Regions from separate parts of the Homo sapiens genome. Here region 2 is linked to region 1. The links are chromatin loops, found by intact Hi-C in ENCODE. Cell type or tissue: breast epithelium. All regions are shown on one strand. Each heading gives the region's core, and the rest is flanking DNA. Links, peaks and the distances in the headings are about the cores only. Region 1 overlaps CARS1 (cysteinyl-tRNA synthetase 1). Region 2 overlaps ZNF195 (zinc finger protein 195).

Region 1 (2,909 bases), core at 299-2,798:
CTGCAGGTCAAGGCCACAGCCTCAGGAGGACTGGGCCCCCTCAAAGGACCAGCCCAAGAAAGCACAGGGCTGCCAGGAAAATGTGGCTGCTCCAGCCAGCCTCACCTGGCCCCTGGCCCCTGGCCCCAGGCCCCAGCCTCCCTCCTTAGAGCCTTCAAAGCAGTAAGCGTGCACCTCCACCACTCAGGTGTGTCACTCAAGGACCCAAGAGCCACTGTTCCGCATGTCACCATTGGGAGGAGGAGCAGAACCCTAACTTTCACCACTGCCAGCTGTAGACAAGGCCGCCTTGACACATGCACGCTGACCAGCTCCATGGCTTTTTTCATTTGAGCCCCTGCTCACCCTCCTTCTCCTCCTCCATTCTCCCTTTTTTATTTTTATTTATTTATTTATTTATTTATTTTTATTTTTTAGAGACAGCGTCTGACTCTACTGCCCAGGCTGGAGTGCAGTGGTGCAATCAAGGCTCATCACAGCCTCAAAATGCTGGGCTCAAGTGACCCTCCAGCCTAAGCCTCCTGAGTAGCTGGGACTACAGGCACATGCCACCAGGCCCAGCTAATCATACTCCCTTTAAATCCAAAAGTCACCTCTGCTGAACTGGCAGGGAACGCAGCTCCTTCCCCTACTGTCAGGAATTAGGGAATAAAATCTGTCTCACCATTCTAAGGAATATCTCCCTGCAATTACCTCTGACACGGGAGTTGTGGACCAGGTGCTGTGTCCACAGCCCACGTCCCTAAAGTGGGGGCAGACCAGGCAGATGGTGCCAGGCTTCTGGCCAGAGGAGGGAGTCTGGTCCCTGAGCCCATGAGCACAGGTGCATCCAAACCTTGAACCAGTGATTGTGTTTGCTGAGAGGACTGTGGGAAAAGGACCGATGCTTGCTCCTTCCAGACAGATACCCTCTCACCCCAGAGTTCACTCAGGGTAGGAATGCACATGTCTGGCCACCCCTTGCTGTGCCAGCTGCCCTTCCTGGGCACAGGCTGCCCGACATCACAGCCATGGGGCGTGGATGCCCTGCACATCACAGTCCCCCTCTCTGCCTTCTCCCATTCCCTTTTGTCCCCCATCTCCGTGTTTACTCCTGGCACAGAGCCAGAGTCACCCCAACCAAGCCCACACAGCTTCTGAAAACAGAGAGCAGAGTGTGTTGCGGGGGTAACTGCACACGAATGCCTTTCTCTGCTTTGCTTAGTGTGGGGAAAGCCCTTCGTGTCAGGCCAATAACTGGCACTTCCCGGAACGCTGTGGTGTCAGCAAAGATGAGTCAGAATGGAGTGCACAGCTGCAGCAGCAAGAATGCCCCACTGGGCCGAGCTCTTCACCCGCCAGGGAGCCTACGGAGCCACGTGATGCCCCAAGGCCCAGCCTCCGTGGCTGCCGGAGAAGATGTCCTGAAGCCACCTCTTCTCTGCAGTAAAGGGGTGGGCACTCTGTGGGAGAGCCTTCCTGAAGTCTCAACATGGATGCAGGGCTTAAAATGGCTTCCTGGGATGACTCTCGCTGGTGGGATGACGAGTGCAGCGTCCCTCTAACTTGCCCTGCTTCCTTCCCACTGCACGGAGCCACTGTCCCATCTGACCCCAATAAGATGGCCACCCACTCCAAGCAGCCACAGGCACCCAGAAGCAAAGCTCTGGGCACACTCCCTAGCCAAAACTGGAATCACACCCCTTTACAAGTTATCCTTAGGAGCACCCATAGCCAACCCACGGGAGGATCCGGGGCCTCTAACTCAAAAGAAGCTTTGGACTTGAGAGCCAGCCCTTGTCACCTGGATTCCTGCAAGCCAGACACCGCCACCTGTAGCCAGCATGGCTCTCCCCTCACAGCCACAGGCCTCCAGCGGCCCTGCTGAAAAGCGCACGTTCACATTACTGCCCCCAACACCCACCTCGCCAGCAGCACAAGCCTGTCCTCATGCTGGCCATGGGCCCCCACCTGACTCACAATACCCTAGTCACATGGCCCCTCCACCTGCTGCTCTTTTTTTAGGGGGCATGCTCCCCAGATACCAGCAGGCCCCTTAATCCTTCACAGCTCTGCTAGGTGCCGGCTTCCCCACCAGGTCTTCAAGGACTCCCTGTCCATATGGCGCCCGCCTCTAGACCCTGAGCCTGGCTGCTCTTTCTCTCCGCAGCACCCCTGTCTAACACGTGCCCGCATTTCTTTCCTTCACCATCTGCCCCACCGCTCCATCTACCTTATTCACTGCTCGATCTTCAGCATCTACAACTGAGCGTGTGACATTCCAGATATCAGCTAAAGTTGCCTAGGGCACAGATGAGTGGACAGCAGAATGGCACCACAGAGTGCATGCCACCAGTGGTGGGCTGGCGTTCCCCTGTGGCACTGGGCCTCATGCACCCTTCTCAGAAAGACACCTGCACAAGGACCAGTGCTGGGAACCGGCCACAGCCTCTGCTGCTTTGAGCCCCCAGGGGCTTGCTTAGCAGGAGCCCTGCTGCCCAAAGATACCAGAGACATAAGAACAAGTCACTTTTCACTTCAGCTCTTCCAACAGTCCAAGGAAAGAGAAAGACAGGGGTGGACTCTGGCCCCACTGAAGGCGCCTGGGGGGTGCCGGGAGCTCTTGAGGGCCTCTCACCTGCCCCATCCCCACAGTTACAGGCCCAGTGTCAGCACTGACACTGCCGGGGCTTCCCTCTGAGAAGAAGGAGGCTGCTTACATGGAGATGCGCTCTCCTCCCAGCTGGAGATGAGATCAGGGAGGACGGAGGCGGAGGCAGACCCACAGAGGCAGCTCCAAGCACCCCAAAGTGAGGTCCTGGAAAACTAACTCTAAATAAATATCAGACTCCTACAAACTCTTTTGCAGAGCAACTTCCAGCCAGGAGACTTCTAGTTTAGCTGGATATTTCCCTCCAACAGCTCTGCAG
Region 2 (2,909 bases), core at 179-2,678, 320 kb after region 1:
TTATGAAAACCAGGGTGGGGGGGCGTTATTTAAAAGTTAGAAAAAGATAAACCTACCCTGCAACGCAGCAATCACACTTCTGTGTATATAATAACTGAAGGGAATAAAAGCAGCATCTTGAAGAATTATCTGCTCCCTCATGTTCACTGCAGCATTATTCACAATTGTCAAGATATAAAGACAAGCTAAACGTTTGCGGATGCTGAATGGATAAAGAAAATGTGATATAAATAGACAATAGAATATTACTCAGCCATAAAAAAGGAATGAAATCCTGTCATTCAACCACGTGGATGACCCTGAAGGACATCCTGCTAAATAAACTCAGCCAGGCCCCAAAGACAGAGACTGCACGTTCCCCCTCAGACGTGGAATCTGTCGTGGCTGAACTCACAGGAGCAGAGGACAATGGCAGTTGCCAGGGCCTGGAGTTGGGGAAAATGAGCTGTTGTTCAAAAGGTACAAACTTTCAGTTGTAAGATGAGTAAGTTTGGGGAATCTAATGAGTAGCTTCACGAATACTATTAATAATCTTTTGTATGCTTAAAGTTTGCCAACGGTAGACATTAACTGTTCTCACTACAAGAAAAGGTAATTACGTGAAGTGATAGATTTGTTCCTTGAAGTGATTGCACTAATTATTTCACAACGTATACACATATCAAATTATTACATTGTACACAATATATACACAATTTTTATTTCTAAAATAATCTGTTACACATATGCCCACATAGACACACTGTATATATGTGTGTGTATATATACATGAATGGATAAAGAAAATATGATTTAAATAGACAACAGAATATTACTCCAGCATAAAAAAGAATGAAATCCTATCATTTCAAAAGGATATGTTGATATATTATATATACACACATATATGATATATACACACACATATATACACACATATATACACACATATATACATATGCACACATACATACATATGAATGACAGAGTCCTGATAAGCCTCATACTAAAAAAGAAGAAATTATAAAATGATAATATTATAACTATTACAGTTGGGAGTTAGGGAATATAAAGTTTAAATGACCAACCTCAGCTCATACTAAAAAAAATAAAATAAAATGTTGAAGTAAAATAACATTAGATTATCTCATATTTGGGCAGATGCCTAGTGTTCGGAGAAAACTGCTGAGTATACATTTCTGTAGACTCCCATTTGAAACCTCTGTAGGATACGAAATCATAAAGCAGAAAGCATACAACATCTGTTTACGGGACTTCTGGGATTTCTGAACCAATCACCATCACCACGCCTCTCGCACACTTCAGACATGATGCAAAGGAAATCAAAAAACATTTAACAGAGTTCCTCAAAAACAGGCAGGTACAGGCATGTTCCCAAAAGCAGTGGCGGAGCACGCCATGAGACCACACAGGCCCTTACTCGTCAGGAGGAGGACTCTGATTTTTACTGTAACCTTTATAAAGGAAGATCACTAAACAGGAAGCAGAGTCTATACAAAATTTGAGAGAATGAGACAGAAGACGCTCCTAGGGTACAGCAAGAGAAAGACACCCAGGCTCTCAGAAACCATCTCCACTAGGGCAGAGCTTCTCAAACCACATTTTAAGGTCTGGCTTCCTCCTCGACCTCTGGACCTCTCACCTGGGTTACCTGCTTCGTTCATTCCCACCCACCTGGATGTCCGTCTGCTGCCTCCTGTCTCTTCACATTCCAGGGCTCTTTTCGTTGCTCCAGGCAGGTGATCAGGCCTGGCTTACAGACAGTGAGACCTGTTTTATTAGAAAAAAGTGACATTACTCTTGCTGAAATTCTCCAATTATCAACCTTGTACTGTGCTTAGTAGAGTGAACATTATATAAGATTCTAGAAAATTAATCCCAAAATTATGCTTCCTGACATCACCTTTAGAATATTCAGTAAGTATTTTAAATCTGTGGGTTCTTAGTTTCACCACTCAGTACTGCTGACATAAAAAATTGGTGGTGGAAATTTGACTTTAAGTTGTGGGCAACAATATTTCATGCCACTGAATTTCTGGAATTGTCACTAGAGTGAAAGATACAGATCAGCTGAAAAAAAAGGAAGGTTTATGTCAAGATGAACCACATTTTGAAGATTTTTTTTTTTTTTACATCAACTATTCCCCATGTTTTTCTTAAAAGCAGGGATCTGAAACTCATTCATGCAACGCAGAAACTCCCAAAAAACATTCCGCAGAGGAACGAAAGGAACTCTTTAGGGCATAGGAGGAACTACGTATTGAAGTTATCCTCACCAACGGAGAACAAGTTTCTGTAGTTCTCCAACATCACATCCCTGTACAAATTCTGCTGAGCGAGGTCCAGGCATTTCCACTCCTCCAGGGAGAATTCTATGGCCACATCCCTGAACGTCAACAGAGTCTGAAGAAGAAACAACAACAATAACAAATACTTGATTCGAGGTGAAATGAGCGAGTGAAGAGAACTGGTTCTGACTTACACAAGTGACTGAAATTATACAATAAGGTAATTCTTAGCAGAAGAATACTCTCTAACTCTGAGGAAAGAGAATTGCCTGAGAGCCACATAAGCAGTGTATATACAATACTTTTCTGGTTGATAACAAGTATAACATTAAGGGCATCAACAAAGGCATGTCCATTTTTGAGTGCTACATTTACGTCACATGAATAAGCTGTGTATATTTCGCAGGCAGAAAAGTCATGGTGAGTTAGAAGCTGCCTCTCCAATTTTCATGTGTCCAATAAACTAGTGTGCAGATTTTGCTTCAGGAAATCGGAGGTCAAGGCTGAGTTTCCGAATTTCTAACGCGCTCACCAGTGATGCCAGTCCTTTGGGCCCAAGGACAATATTTTGTCAAAAATCCTGTAAGTGGCAAGCTTGGGTTTATCCCAGTTTTTCTAAAC

The links. Peaks named below come from ENCODE experiments on the same cell type or tissue, not always from the same donor. Only the 100,000 strongest peaks of a DNase experiment are listed, where the experiment ranks them.
Region 2: a loop joins it to region 1, with 6 times the contacts of the local background. A loop is called at or near these places in 5 of 110 quality-filtered maps.

Annotation. Positions count from the first base shown.
Region 1 is chr11:3,048,717-3,051,625 of GRCh38, forward strand. All of the region lies in intron 1 of CARS1 (cysteinyl-tRNA synthetase 1), which reads right to left. Among named protein-coding and RNA genes, the nearest start is that of CARS1, 7.3 kb to the right of the region's middle. RefSeq lists an enhancer at 1,385-1,454. In breast epithelium, for the core only: a CTCF peak has its summit at 1,348; DNase peaks (open chromatin) are centred at 1,275 and 1,824; H3K4me3 peaks cover 1,025 bases; H3K27ac peaks cover 1,249 bases.
Region 2 is chr11:3,369,301-3,372,209 of GRCh38, forward strand. It overlaps ZNF195 (zinc finger protein 195), which reads right to left. Exons shown (of 6, transcript NM_001130520.3): 2 at 2,277-2,403; 3 at 1,675-1,770. Among named protein-coding and RNA genes, the nearest start is that of ZNF195, 8.4 kb to the right of the region's middle. In breast epithelium, for the core only: no CTCF peak of the experiment used is centred there; a DNase peak (open chromatin) is centred at 1,383; H3K27ac peaks cover 298 bases.